2 separate regions of the Homo sapiens genome follow, and region 1 is linked to region 2. A link is an interaction called in ENCODE POLR2A ChIA-PET data of the cell type or tissue named here. Cell type or tissue: PC-9. All regions are shown on one strand.

What was found. Peaks named below come from ENCODE experiments on the same cell type or tissue, not always from the same donor. Only the 100,000 strongest peaks of a DNase experiment are listed, where the experiment ranks them.
Region 1: POLR2A ChIA-PET joins it to region 2 with 17 read pairs; 2 of 35 experiments call an interaction of 5 or more read pairs at or near these places.

The regions. Positions count from the first base shown.
Region 1 is chr9:122,300,526-122,308,525 of GRCh38, reverse strand. All of the region lies in intron 5 of MRRF (mitochondrial ribosome recycling factor), which reads right to left. Among named protein-coding and RNA genes, the nearest start is that of MRRF, 40 kb to the right of the region's middle. In PC-9, no CTCF peak of the experiment used is centred here; no DNase peak of the experiment used is centred here.
Region 2 is chr9:122,927,233-122,935,232 of GRCh38, reverse strand. It overlaps ZBTB26 (zinc finger and BTB domain containing 26), which reads left to right and starts at 3,721. Exons shown (of 2, transcript NM_020924.4): 1 at 3,721-3,796. It also overlaps a transcript of RABGAP1 not described here. RefSeq lists a silencer at 3,610-3,949. In PC-9, no CTCF peak of the experiment used is centred here; DNase peaks (open chromatin) are centred at 3,168, 3,612 and 3,992; H3K4me3 peaks cover 3,258 bases; H3K27ac peaks cover 2,498 bases.

The DNA.
Region 1 (8,000 bases), 630 kb after region 2:
GGTTTCGCCATGTTGGCCAGGCTGGTCACGAACTCCTGATCTTAAGTGATCTGCCTGCCTCGGCCTCCCAGAGTGCTGGGATTACAGGCGTCAGCCACCGCATCCGGCCTGACCCCATCTTAAAAAAAAAAAAAAAAAAAGACTAAAACAGTACATTTTAAAAATGCATATTTTACATTAAAATAAGAAGAAACTTGATCAGATTTGTAGTTTGTGTAGACAGCAATATACAAACCAGATCTAAATACATGGCAAGAGTCTGACCAGGAGCCTTTAGGCAGGTAGACAGGGAGCTCAGGACCCACCCTGTTGCAGTTTCTTGGCTGGGTGAGGAAGCCTTTTCCGCTAGGGTCAGAGAGCCTCTAGCACAAGGCAGGGGTTTTGGCTGAGCTGGCAGGGTCATACTTTGTTTGTACAAGCTCCACCAGGCAGATCTTCCAGTAACATCCTGGATGGGGGCCTTCCTGAAAAATTCCTTGAGCATGTTCCTATGAACAATAAGCAGAGGGCATGCCCCACTGCTAACTCACACAACAGAGAATCCCACTGACTGAAATGATACTTCCTATTGTTTCAATGAGAATGCAACACATGTACAAAGCTATACACCAGGTGCATATCAGAGGAAGCCAGGCTCAGCTCAGGTAATGACAGCAAAAAAGTTGTTAATGCAACAGACACTCAACTTCAGAAGGCTCTTTGGACACTTGAAGGGGGCTTTAAAATGTAGAAAGGACACGGTTTAGGGCCAAAAAGACCTAAGCTGAAATCCCAGCTCTGCCACTTGTTAGCTTCAGAATTTTGAGTATGCTATTCAGCCTCTCCAAACTCAGTTTTCTCCTACATAAAATGGGAGTAAGAATATTACAAAGAGGGTGGAAGGGAGGATTAAATGAAATAATGGGGGATAAGTACTTGGCGTGCTGTCAATATGTATGCATTGTAAGAGCTCAACAAAGGATAGCTGAGTAAATTATTCTTACTACAGAATCTCCAGGACTTCTCTCCTGGGGAGAATAGGATGCGAGTGGTGAGAGAGAAAATGGTCACAAAGGATTTAGCCACTTGGTGCTTAGGCAACTGAGCAGATAGTGAGCAGAGAGAAACAGAATGGGAACAGAGGAGAGCAGAAGGCAATGGGGAAAGCAGGGGACAGGAATTCTGCTCCAGCAGCTGTGGGGAGCAGGCTAAGGGAGAAGGAAGCTGCACTTTCAAGGAATGGCCTATCAAGATACATTCCTGACATTGCCACTGACAGAAACCTTGCCACCTCCTCCCTGGGCTTCCGGGACTCCCCCCTACAGGAGCATGGGCCTGAAATCAGCAGCACCACGTTCCTGCTTCACTGTTTGCCAGTGGGAGCTGCCCCATGCCTTGGGGCTGCCGGTCCTGACGGAAATGTTTTTGTTTGTGTAGCCCAGCCAGATTTCCTATGCTTCTAGGGACACCACCCTCGCCTCATCCCACTAGCCTGTTTTACGTACATTAATGTCTCATAAAGACATTAGATCTTCTGTAGGTGTCCCTTTAGCCCAAGGAAATCATACATTTTGGAAGGACTTCTAATACCAGTAGTAATTTTGGTTCTCTCTGGGGACACAACTGGGCACCTGCTTTCAAAGGACCATTCTGTGACTGATGCCTGGTTAAACCAGACATACCATTCTGAAATACAGCCCAGCCTGACCAAATGAGAAAGGAGGTTAAGGTCGGGGTCACAGCTCCACATTCCCAGCTGAGTGGTCTTAAGTCACTTGTCTTCTCTTTCCCTGTCGCCACAGAAGGATGGAAACCCAAGTTTTGGGGTGAGTAGACATAACTCTTGCCTCAGCTCCATCATACATGCGAAAAAGCACAAGTTTGGTGGTCAAAGCAAACCTGATTTCCAATTCCAGCTCTGACACTTACAAGTTGAGTACCTGTGGACTTTAATTTTTCCTCTCTGAACGCAAGGTTGTCAGGTGAAGCACTTAAGAGAACGGGCTCTGAAGTCAGACTGTTGGGGCTTGAGGTCCAGATCTATCAGTTTTTAGCTTTGTGGCCCTGGGCAAGTTATTTCACCTCTGCCTCAGTTTTTCCATCTGTCAAATGTGTATAATACCATTTACTTCACTGTTCTCCTCTGTTCCCATTCGGTCCCTCTTACAACAACTTAATTATTGTGAGGATTAAACAAGCTAATAAATGTGCTGGTACATGGGATGTACTCAATACACATTATCTGTTATTTCCTCAACTGTCAAGTGCAGGGGGATGAGGGAGGCCATACAGGATTTTTCCACAGTGTTATGAGCAAATGAGAGAAGACAGCTGAAGAACTTTGCATATATAGGTAATAAACTATTTTAAGTTATCAATAATATTATTAATAAAAGTAATTGTGATGTTTCCTACTGGGGGAGAACACAGCATAGTGGCTACAAGCCCAGGCTCTGGAGAAAGACAGCCTGTTCTTTTACTTATTAACTGTGTAACACTGGGCACAAAAAAACCCATTCCTCTGTGACTTAGTTACCTCATCTGTAAGATAGAGATAACATACTGATCTCAAAAGTTGTTACGAGTATATTAGCTAATACATAAATGGCACCTGGAACAACAGTTGGCACAATGTTCCAGAAACAATGATTACATTATTGCATACTTACTACATGCTAGGCTCTGTTTGAGGGCCTAGGAATACAGCAATGAACAAAACTGACAAAGCTCTTCCTCTCTCCTCTCAAAGCACTCACATTCTAGTGAAAGAGAGACAGACACAGTAAACAATTAAGTAGATAAAGTGACACAAAGTGTATGAAGAAAATAAAGCAAGAGAAGAAGATAAGGAGAGACCAAATTATTATCACAGCAAGGCCCACTTATATTTGCCCAGCCACCTGACCCCAGTGTCATCTGCTCCCCTTCAGTACTAATAATAATGATAACTGCTACAGAGCCATTTCCCTGTATCAAGCTCTGAGCTGATGCATTCTCCATGCATTAGCTCAGTAAATCTTCATAACATTCCTATGACATTAGTGGTATTAGTACCTGGATTTTACAGATTAGAAAGTGGACAGCCTGGACAACATGGTGAGACCCCATCGTTACAATTTTTTTTTTTTTTTTTTTTGAGATGAGTCTCAGTCTGTCTCCCAGGCTGGAGTGTAGTGGCATAATCTCGGCTCACTGCAAACCTCTGCCTCCCAGGTTCAAGTGATTCTCCTGCCTCAGCCTCCTGAGTAGCTGGGACTATAGGCACGTGCCACCACACCAGGCTAATTTTTGTATTTTTAGTAGAGATGGGGTTTCGCTATGTTGGCCAGGCTGGTCTCGAACTCCTGACCTCTGGTGATCCACCTGCCTCAGCATCCCAAGATGCTGGGATTACAAGTGTGAGAGAGAGTGCCCAGCTACAAAGGTTTTTTTAAAAAATTAGCTGGGCATAGTGGGGCATGCCTGTATTCCCAGCTACTTGAAAGGCTGAGGCCGGAAGATCCTTGAGCCCAGGAATTCGAAGTGGCAGTGAGCTATGATCATGCCACTGCACCCCAGCCCGGGTAACAAAGCAAGACCCTGTCTGGAAAAAAAAAAAAGTGGGAAGTGGGGGTTCAGACAGATCAAGTAACCTGCCCAAGGTCACACAACAAGTTCTTGGCAGACACAGGATTTGAGTCCAGTATAGCCTGACTCCTAAATTCCAGGCCTTCTGCTCTATTTCCTCTCTTGTTGGTGCTAGACAAATCTAGCAACTATTCTTACCAGTGGTGGTAATAACAGTACTACTCTCACATTAAGACCGGCTTAGATATATAATTCATGCTACTCCCCAACACGTCCAAGAGCAGTAAGGAGAAAGAAGAGAGGGAATTTATGGAGGAATGCAATGGAATAGTGATCTGATCTGTGGTAGTCAACCGGTAGGTACCATAAATAGGTGCATGATACAAGGCATGGAGAAGAGAGGAGGGGCAGAGACAAGAGTAGCCTGTCCTTTTGGGTGCAATTTTTGCATAAGTGTTGGTGGCAACTTGCTCTTCAGCCTATCCTACGCTTTCGATTCTTGACTGAACATCCTTGTGTGTTTCAATTGGTACATCTACGCTGGGAAGGAGCCCCATTCCACACACTTGGGACCTGCAATAGCAAGATGCACTCCTAAAAAGCCACAGGCCAGGTGGGAAGCAACACTGAGCAGAAGACAGGTGTTCAAAAACTGCATGAAGGCTTACCCAGGCCTGGAAAGTAGAAAGAAACAGTGTACTGGAACAAACCAGGAGAATGAATGACTCTGCAAATGCAGCAATGGCAAGCAGGCAGTGGGAATAAAAAGGCTAAAGAAGCAGCTGCAGTTGCTCAAATGCAGTTTGTGGCTGCCCCAGCCCAAGTCAGGTCATGAGGCATTCATCTTTGAGAGTTTTTTTCTTTCAATATCCCTAAAGGGTGTGTGTGTGTGTGTGTGTGTGTGTGTGTGTGTGTGTTAGAAAAGGGTATTACCAGTATTTCCTGGAATGTACAAACTACAGACACTACTCTGTGTGTGTGTGTGTGATGTAGAAAAGGGTATTACCAGTACTTCCTGGAATGTACAAACTATAGACACTACTCTGTAACAAGATCCACAAGGCAATATAGCAGCTAGCACAGGCAGGCCACTGAAAGGAAGTAGGTTTCACGTCGGCAGCCCAAGGAGCAAATGTGATTACATGGCAAGAGCCCGGGCTTTGGAAACAGACAGATTCAAGTTTGAATAACGGCTCCTTCACTTACTAATCTATGACCATGAGCAAGTTACTTAAACTTTCGGATCCCTAGTTTCCTCCTCTGTATTAAATCCATCTCAAAAGGGCATTTCTAGGCAGCCAAAAGAACAATGCGATCACCATGAAAATACGTACACAACTTTCGGAAGCTGAGGTGAGGATTGCTTGAGCCCAGGAGCTCAAGAAAAACCTGGGAAACACTGTGGGACCTCATCTCTACAAAAAATTTAAAAATTAGCCAGGCTTGGTGGCTCATGCCTGTAGTCCCAGCTACTCAGGAGGCTGAGTGGGAGGATCGCTTGAGCCCAGGAGGTTAGGGCCACTAATTGTGATTGTGCCACTGTACTCGAGCCTGAGTGACAAAGTAAAAGCCTGTCTCAAAAAGATAAAATTAAAAAGTACACAAGATATTAAGTCAAAGGGGGAAAAAAACAAGTTGTGGTATTGTAGACATTTCATCCCACTTATGTAAACTAAATATATATATATATATAATATATTTATTTAGGTTTGCATATTCATCTTTTGAAATCTGGAAGGATATACTGACAATGGTTACTTCTGGGAAGAACAACTGGGGAACAATAAATGAACTTTTCGTTATACTTCTGTAGGATCTGAATTTTTGGGATAAACTTATGTTATTTTTGCAATTAAAAAAGATGAAAGCCATGTATCTGATAAGAGTCTAATATCCAGAATATATAAAGAAATCATGTAACACAAGAACAAACAATCCAATTATAAAATGGGCAAAGGACTTGAATAGACATTTTTCTACAGAAGATATACAAATGGCCAACAAGCACATGAAAAGAGCTTAGCACCATCAGTCATCAGGAAAATGCAAATCAAAACCGTAATAAGATACCACTCCACAGCCTCTAGGATGATAATCATAACAAGTGTTGGCAAAGGAATGGAGAAACTGAAATCCTCATATATTGCTAGTGGGAATTTAAAATGTGCAGTCCTTGTGGAAGTTTGGAAGTTCCTCAAAAAGTTAAACATGGAGTTACCATATGACCCAGCAATTAACTGGTCATAAACCACTCCTAGGTTTATATCCAAGAGAATTAAAAGCATGTTCACACAAAAAACTTGCACAATAATGTTCATAGCAGTGGTATTCATTTAACAGCCCCAAAGTAGAAAAAACCCAAATGGCCATCAACTGAGGAAGTGATATATAAAATGTGGTATAGCCATATAATAGAATATTATTTGGCAATAAGAAAGAATGAAGTACTGACACGTGCTACAACGTGAAAGAACCTTGAAAACATTATGCAAATAGAAAGAAGCCAGTCACAAAAGACCACATATCGTGTGACTCCACTTACATAAAATATTCAGAACTAGGAAACCCACAGAGATAGAAAAGTGGATTAGTAATAGCCTACAGCAATCCCTAGGAGAAGGTTCTGCGGTCAAAGTCAGGAGTGACTGCTGGTGGGTAGAGTGTCTTTTTGGGGTGATGAAGAAAATGTCCTAAAATGGATTGTGGTTATAACTGGTTGCACACCTCTATGACTATACAGTACTAAAAACCATTGAGTTGTACACTTTCAATGGGTGAATTATATTTCAATGAAGGTGACAAAAATGCCATATGCCTATCTAGTTCTCAACATTGAACAATACTTGTATCCTAGGTAGAAAGCTTGATGACAGGCAGCACGCCTCACGGCAGTAGAGACAGACAATACTCCCCCATAACAGTTAATAATCACCATGCAGGCCAGGCATGGTCTTATGCCTGTAATCCCAGCATTTTGGGAGGCCAAGGCAGGTGGATCACGTGAGGCCAGGAGTTCAAGAGCAGCCTAGGCAACATGGTGAAACCCCGTCTCTACTAAAAATACAAAAAAAAAAAAAAATTAGCCGGGTGTGGTGGTGCATGTCTGTAGTCCCAGCTACTCAGGAGGCTGAGGCAGGAGGATCACTTGAACCTGGGAGGTGGAGGTTGCAGTGAGCCGAGATCATGCCACTGCACTCCAGCCTGGGCAACAGAGAGAGACTGTATCTCAAAAAGAAAAAAAAAAAAATCACCATGCAGAAAAGTCATAGAATACTCAGTAACAATGGCTAACCTGATCATGACAACTTAAAAAATAGTATTAACTCTCATTTACTGAATTTCTTTCCTTTCTTCACTGGTGTCAGACCTATACTGCTGTCCGAAGGTTATCCCTGTCTACTCCTGTTCTCTTCTCCCCTCTATCCTTCACAGGAGCTTCTCCCAACAAATCTTCACAAAAGTAAATATTCTATGATCCCATTTTTAGGTGAGGAAACCAAGGGTCAGAGAGTTGAAATAAGTAGCCTAAAAGCACAAAGCTCTTTCTACTGGTTTTCTTTTTAGAGTTTTTCTGACTGCCACCTTGGCTCCTGCAGCTGTCAACTGCAGCTCTCCCTAGCTACACAGCTTCCCCTCCACATTTACCTCAGCCTGGGGACCACCCTGCTCTGCCTTACCCAGCTTGCTCTCCCTGGAAAAACCTGGTTATCATTCGTGAGAAACTGCACATCAGCATATGAGGGACGGCGGGGTGGAGGGAATAAACACGTGAGAAAGAATTTAGGCTGAGGAACTATAACTCAAGGCTTTTTTACTGTTATCCAGGACACTCCCTGGTCTCAGTGGCATTCTCCTTCCTATCATCAACTTGGAACAAAGTCTGGGGGAAAGAGCCTAGTCTAGCCATAAAGTCTATCATCCCCAAAAATGCCCAGAGGAAAATGACGATAGCAATTATCTAACGATCTTGAAGCTTTAGGAAGCGGTTCAGTGGGCTGAGAGTGCCAAGGACAGCCAAGGCTTCTTGCCTTTTTCAGGAACGTAAAGAAATTCTCATGCCATAGGCAGGACTAGTCACTAGATTTTCTTATTTGGGATATGCCTTCCAGGAGGTCTTGCTCACACATAACTCATATTCAAAGAACAAACCAAGTGCTTATTAACAATCAAACTACAGTATGCCCAAGCAAGTTAAATTCCAAGATACTTCCAATATAATCACTCAACTCCTCCCATCTGTAAAAATGCAGGAAAAGATAGGGGAAAAAAAGAACATGGGGCTTCAGGAAGGGGGTTAGTGAGGAAGAGAAGGAAGGAGGGCATTAAGGATTAAAAGAGAAATCAGCAAACAGAAATAAAATATTACTTATTAGTTTTACTCCCAAATAATCAGGAAAAGGACATTTCCAAGAACTCCTTAACCAGGAGGATTAGATAATAACAAATACTCTAAG
Region 2 (8,000 bases):
TCAATTCAAATTAGATTGTTATAACTTTTGGATGTTGAGTGTAATACCTATGGTAACCACCAATAAAATATCTATAGAATATACACAAAAGGAAATGAGAGGGGAATCAAACGTTTCATGATAAAAAAATCAACTAACACTAACACAAAAAAGCAGTAATGGCAGAAATGAAGATTTAAAAAGCATATAAAACACAAATAGAGAAGTGACAGATATAAATCCCACCTTATCAATAATTACTTTAAATCTAAATGGTTTAAACTCTCCAATCTAAAGACAGAAAGGAGTCAAGGTTAAACTCTCCAATCTAAAGACAGAAAGGAGTCAAGTCCGGGCACAGTGGCTCATGCCTATAATCCCAGCACTCTGGAAGGTCAACGCAGGCGGATTGCTTGATGGGACCGCATGCCTGTGGTCCCAGCTACTCTGGAGGCTGAGAAAGAGAATCGCTTCAACCCATGAGACAGAGACTGCGGTGAGCCAAGACTGCGCCACTGCACTCCAGCCTGGGCAACAGAGTGAGACTCTGTCTCAAAAAATAAAATAAAATAAAATAAAATAAAGGCGTCAAGTGTGGTGTTGCACACCTGTAGTCCCAGCTACTTTGAGAGGCTGAGGCGAGAAGACCACTTGAGCTCAGGAGTTCCAGCTTCAGTGAGCTGTGATCATGCCACTACAATCCAGCCTGGGCAACAGAGTGAGACCCTGTCTCTAAAAATATATTTAATTTTTAAAAAGAAAGGGAAAATTAATTTTAAACACACACACACAATCCACATGCTCCAACTAAATGCTGTCTACAAGAGAATCACTTGACATCCAAAGACACAAATAGATTGAAAATAAAAGGTTAGAGGCCGGGCGTGGTGGCTCACGCCTGTAATCCCAGCACTTTGGGAGGCTGAGGTGGGCGGATCATGAGGTCAGGAGATCGAGACCATCCTAGCTAACATGGTGAAACCCTGTCTCTACTAAAAATACAAAAAAATTAGCCGGGTGTGGTGGCACGCACCTGTAGTCCCAGCTACTCGGGAGGCTGAGGCAGGAGAATGGCGTGAACCCGGGAGGCGGAGCTTGCAGTGAGCCGAGATCACGCCACTGCACTCCAGCCTGGGTGACAGAGCGAGACTCTGTCTCAAAAAAAAAAAAAAGAAAAGAAAAGAAAAGGTTAGGAAAAGGGCCAGGTACAGTGGCTTACAACCGCAGTACTTTGGGAGACCAAAGATAGCTTGAGGCCAGGAGTCCAAGAGCAGCCTGAGGAACATAGCAAGGCGCGGTCTCTACAAAAAAATTTTTTTTTCAATAATTCAAGGAAAAAGGGCTGGACACAGTGGCTCACGCCTGTAGTCCCAGCACTTTGGGAGGCCGAGGTGGGAGGTCAGGAGTTTGAGACCAGCCTGGCCAACATGGTAAAACCCCATCTCTACTAAAAATACAAAAATTAACTGGGCATGGTGGCGTGCACCTGTAATCCCAGCTACTTGGGAGGCTGAGGCAGGAGAATGGCTTGAACCCAGGAGGTGGAGGTTGCAGTGAGCCGAGATTGCCACTGCACTTCAGCCTGGGCGACAGAGCAAGACTCTGTCACAGAAAATAATAATAATTTACAAAAAGTAGCTGGGCATGGTGGCAGGCGCCCATAATCCCAGCTACTCCAGAGCTGAGGCAGGAGAATCACTTGAACCCGGGAGGCGAAGGTGGCAGTGAGCTGAGATGGCACCACTGCACTCCAGCCTGGGTGACACAGTGAGACTCCCTCGCAAATAATAATAATAATAATAATAATAATAATTTAATGAAAAAAGATATAACATGCAAATAGTTACTGAAAAAGAGCTGATGTAGTTATACTACCATTAGACAAAATAGATTTTAAAATTTGAAAAGGTTATAAGAGACAAAGACATTATATATTAATAAAAGGCTCATTACAACAAGATTATATAAAAATTATAGGCATTTACCTCGCTAGGAACAGACTCTCAAAATACATGAAGCAAAAATGGACAGAATTAAAAGGAGAAATAAACAGTTCTACAATAATAGTGGGAGACTACAATACCCCATTTTCAGTAACGGGGAGAAGAATCAGATAGAAGATAAGTGAGGAAATAGAGGAACTAAGCATCATAATAAACCAGCTATACTTAAAAGACATATACAGAACATTCCACCCAGCAAGAGCAGAATACACATTCTTCTCTAAAGCACATGAGGTATTCACCAGACTGTATGCCACAATTCAAGTTTCATAATATTTTACAAGATAGATATCATACAAAGTATCTTCTCGGACCACACAGATGAAGTTATAAATTAATAACAGAAGGAAAACTGGAAAAGTCACAAATATCTGAAAGTTAAACAACACTCTTAACAACTGGGTCAAAGAAGAAATCAAGGTCAGGCACGGTGGCTCACACCTGTAATCCCAGCACTTTGGGAGGCCAAGGCGGGTGGATCACCTGAGGTCGGGAGTTCGACACCAGCCTGACCAACACGGAGAAACCACGTCTCCATATCTCTAAATATCAAATTAGCCCGGTGTGGTGGCGCATGCCTGTAATCCCAGCTACTTTAGAGACGGAGGCAGGAGAACCGCTTGAACCCAGGAGGCGGAGGTTGCGGTGAGCCGAGATCACACCATTGCACTCCAGCCTGGGCAACAAGAGCGAAACTCCATCTCAAAAAAAAGAAAAAAAAAGAAGAAGAAATCAAAAGGGAAATTAGAAAATACTTAGAAATGAATGAAAATAACACAACATACAAAAACTTATGAGCTGTAGTGAAAACAGTGATCAAAGTGAAATGTATAGTTGTAAATAACTACATTAAAAAGAGGGAAAGGCTGGGAGCAGTGGCTCACACATGTAATCCCAGCACTTTGGGAGGCTGAGGAGGGTGGATCACTTTAACTCCAGAGTTCAAGACCATCAAGTTTTACACTTACAAATGATTAAAGTAATAAACATTACGCATGTTTTACCTCAATAAAAAGCCCCTCACCACCACCAAAAACGAAAAGAATGGTCAAAAACCAGTAAACTGGATTGGCAAGGAAAAGAACTCTAGAAGGATCCTCAAGTTTTCCGGTCTGGATAGGAGATGAGATGAACTTGAGATCATTAAAAGGTACTTTCACATCAGGACAGCTGGAGATCTCGTCCATGTAGCTGCCTGGGTTGTGAATGGTCAGCATGAAGTAGGTAACGGAAGCCATGGGAGTGCAAGAGTTTGCCCTAGGAAGAACTCCAAGGCAAGAACCCTGAAAAACACATCCAAAAGTGAGGGGAGAGCTTTCTGCTCTTCGGGCTCCCGCGCGACGAGTCTACACCCCTAGGCTAAAAAGACTTACCAAAGTTTAAGTGCAGAGGAGCCCTTCAGGCCCAAGGAGGCAGCGGACCGTCTAGGCCCAGCTACAGAAGAGCCGCTGAGACGGGGGTCCCGAGCAGCGGGTCCCTGCGAGGCGCACAGGGCCTGAGCCACAGACGCTTACGAGCTAAGGCACCTCGGGGTAGTAGGCAGTGAAGCTAGTGCCCAGAGTACGGTGCCCTCCGTCTGCGCCCCGCCCACAACGCAGAAATTCCCTCTCGGGGCCCCTGTTGTCCTCCGAGCCTTCCGATTGGCGGAGAGGACCATGGGACCTGGAAGTTGTCTTTGTCCGGCCAGGGCTGCCCTTCCGGTTCCGTTGGGTCCCCCTTTGGCTCGGGTTCCTTGCCCCTCCCCCTTCCCGGAGCCCCGAGGGGCCGGAGCTCCTGGCGGTGCCGGATCCTGACGGCGGCCTTCCCCCGGGTCTGTAAGTGCGGAGACGGCCGGAGCGGCGGGCTGGGGTGCGGGGTGTCTCAAAATGGAACCCCCCTGGGGCCCTGGATCAACCGGGACCTGCACTGGGATGGGAGCCGAGAGGCTGGCCTAGGCCCCTGGGGACTTGAGGAGCCCTTGGCCCGGCCCACGCTGCGCCCCGCCCCTTTCCCTTCCCTGTGACTGGAGTGGGGAGCCTGAGGATGCCCCTGGGACCGCCTCATAGGACCCCAGCTGAGGGCCCAGCAGTTGGCTTGGGGGCCTGACTCTGGCATCTTATAAGAAGTGCCAGAGGTGAGGCCCTAAGAAAACGAGCCTCGGGAGCCAGCCCAAGACCAGGCATTCAGTGCCAGTCTTTGAGAACCACTGTGAGTGCTAGGTTACCCTTTTGCTGGGGTTTTCCCCTATTTGGCCACTGGTCGCAGCACCTTTTATATTACTGGCGCTATACCAGACACTGGAGATTGGCAAGATATTGTTCCAGTTTTCGGGATTAAGTTTGGGAGCCAGATCTGAACAAATAAGTACTCCTATGTGTATATATATGTATGTATGTATCAGTCACATATGTGTTAATTGCTCAAGGGGCCGTTGCTGAGAAGGCTTTAGAAAGAAAGTGATGTCTGAATTGTACTTGGAGAGAGTAAAGTGTTGAAGAGTTTTTCAGGGAAGACAGTTGCAATACTGTGGAGAAATGACTGAGCATAACTTGTGTGGGAAGAGGAGGAAATGGGGGGACTCCTATGCACAGAATGGATATGAGACTGGGAAAGTCGACCGAGGTCCAGATGGTGAATGGTGTAATCCTAAAGGAGATGGGTAGTTTTTTGAAGAGTTCGGAACAGAATATTGATATGGTCAGATTTGCACTGCAGGAAATCATTTTGTTCTGTAGAAAGCCCATAGAGAAGGGACTTTCTATTAACTGCATTTAGACATTTAGCTAAAAGTTAGGAACGCTTATCGGAGATTCTTTTGAAGGGGTAATGGGATCAGCCTAGTGAGAGGCAAAAAATTCCTGAAATAAGTTATAATGGTGTCATTGGTAAGGAGACAAATATACTGGAGATGATTATGTCAAGACTCCATAATTAACTGAATGCTGAAGAAGTGTGAGGGACCAAATCTAATTCTTAGGTTTTAGACCTCTGAGCTGAAGGATGGTAATGCCATTATCAGAAATAAAGCCATAAGCTTAGTGTAGATTATGAATTCATTTTTTGGACATGTTGAATTAAAGGTCTAATGAGACAGACACATAGAGCTGTCCAGCATGGAGTTGGAAATGCAAATCTTTAGCTCAGCCTAAACATTGTAGCTAGAGGTAAAAGTTTGAGTTATCAGCATAGAAGTGGAAACCATGGCAATAGCTGGCATCAGGAAGAGAATTTTGAAAAATAAGGAAATTTGGGGGGGGAGGGTAATGCTTGCATTTATGAAGCAGAAAGAGGAATTGGAGCTAGTAGTAGTCAGCAGTAGGCAATAAAGTGTAGGAGTGCAGGGTTACAGCAAGCAAGAAGACCCAGAAATCAAGAGAAGGGAATTTCGAGGAGAGACCACTGGATCAATTCATGCAGAGCATCTGGAGACTTGGGGGAGGGGAGAGTATTGCATTTCTTTATGAAGAGGTCATTAGTGACCTTTTAAAAAGCAATTTAGTACAGTGATGAGGTGATACTCTATGAAATATTAGGTACCTCAGCTGGTTTGGTGTTAAATGGGAATAAGGATAGGACACATTTAAAGCATTTCACAAAGAAAATTGACAGGCTTTATTTGTATACCTAACACATGCTTATAGGGTACATACCAGACACTGTTCTAAGCTCTTTAAAAAATTAAATCATTTATTTTCCATAACAACCCTATGAAATAAATTACTATTGATAGATGGGAATATTGAAGCAGAGTGGTTTGAGTTTACACAGAAAGTAGTTGAGCAGGGTTTTGATCCTAGGAAATACGGCTCCAGAGTCCATGGTTTTACCCACTGCTCTATGCAGTGACTGAATATAGGAGCCAAAGGAGTGGGAAACATTTAAGCAAAGAGAGGCTCATTGATAAGAATGGAGAGGCTTGGAAAGAGACCCAGGTTGAGAAGAAGGTAAGTAAAGGATTTATGTTTGATATGTTTTTTATTTCTTTCTTCCTAAGTCCGTTTCCACTCTCTGCCCATTTAGGTTAATTTCTTCCACTTTCATGCTTTCATTTATCACTTACCATCTGTAATCAGATCTTTTCTTCATATCCATCCAGCTCATGAATCCTCACCTTGATGTCATGCAGGCTTCTCTGGCTCAAGACCAGACTCATGATCATGCCCTCCAATATTCCCTGCTTTGCTGAATGACATTCATCAAAGATATCCAGTTACAGAAACCAAATATCTTGGAGTCATCTTGACCCTTTCCCCACATTGGTCACCAAGCCCATCAGTTCTTTGTTGGAAATGTCTCTCAAATCTGTTTCCCCTCTCCATCCATATTATTGTTGTCTCTCTTCAGGCCCATGCCATTCTGTCTTGATCTGTTTAGAGTAATCACATACTAAAATGCTTCCTTGTACTTTTCTCCAAGCCATTCTCCATAAGAAATTTTTTTGGCTTATTGAAGTTTAGACAGTGCATGAGTGCAGGCATCATGCATTTCAAGTGATAGGGAAATAGCCTAGAACAGGTATTTTTGAGTACCTTGAATTGAGATTTAGTTTGGTTAAGTTTGGCCATGGGGATTGGGATTTAGGGATTGTTAACATAGGGAGGTAATAAAACATTGAGAAACAGAAGACAGGCTTTTTGAAAAAAATAGCAAAAAATTGGAGACTTAGCTTTGAAAGAGATACTTACCCTTATACAATTTAGTGAAGCCTCAAAGAACAGACCAGCAAAACAATGGTGGAAAACAGTTCAATAGTTAAGTAATTTGCCCACTTCCACATAACAGTTCAAAAAAAAGAACTAGGCCGGGCGTGGTGTCTCACGCCTGTAATCCCAGCACTTTGGGAGGTGGGAGGCTGAGGCATGAGAATCACTTGAACCTGGGAGGCTGAGGTTGCGGTGAGCCGAGATCACACCACTGCACTCCAGCCTGGGCAACAGAGCGAGACTTGGTCTCAAAAAATGAAAAAAAATCAAAAGAAGAATTAAATCTATATTCATCAACATAAATTGCTTTCAAAAACAATGAGTGAAAAAAGTAAGTTGCAAAACAATATGTATAGTTTATGTATAAGAAACTTAATTACGTTATACTTTTGTGGCTAGACATATAGAAGTATTGTTTTTAAAATGCCAGGAGGGGCCGGGCACAGCGGTTCATGCCTATAATCCCAGCACATTGGGAGGCCGAGGCGGATGGATCACTTGAGGTCAGGAGTTCAAGAACAGCCTGGCCAACATGGTGAAACCCCATCTCTACTAAAAATGCAAAAATTATCCGGGCTTGGTGGTGCATGCCTGTAATCCTAGCTACTCAGGAGGCTGAGGCAGGAGAATTGCTTGAACTCGGAGGTGGAGGTTGCAGTGAGCCAAGATTGCACCACTGCACTCAAGCCTGGGCAACAGAGCAAGACTCCGTTTCAAAAAATAATAAATAAATATATAAATAAATAAACAAAATGCAAGGAGGGAGAGTCAGGAAGGATCAAACTTAAACTGAATACTGAGTGGTAGGCAGTTGAGAAGGGGAATTACATCTAAAATCTTCAAAAATTTTTCAAGAAGAATACATTCTGTATATATTACTTAAAAGTTGAAACAAAAGCTTGATAACTTGGAGAGTATCGTGTCATGAAAGTTACCTAAAAGAAGAACAAGATTAAGGTTTATAGAGAGAAAGGCTGTAGTATAATACAGCCTCTTTAGAAAAAGAACATACCATGTCAATGAGGGACAAAGATTTCCAAGTAGTTTTGAGTGGTAAGTTGAAAGATAAGGGCACTTTTATGAGACAGGTGAGGAAGCAAACTGATACCTAGCTTAAGAATTTATTATACAGATAGAAAAATTTTACTTGCCAGTAGTTATTAGAAGCATTTGAGAAAAGAAACTATTTTCTCACTGCCTGTAGTATAGCAATTTACATTGTCCCACCTGGAATATTCAGTAATTAGTCATTTTTTACTATCCTCATTTGAACAAAGGGAAAATTTCAAATTAGTTATAATTGTGGAAGGATTGTATAAATATAAATGAAGAGGAA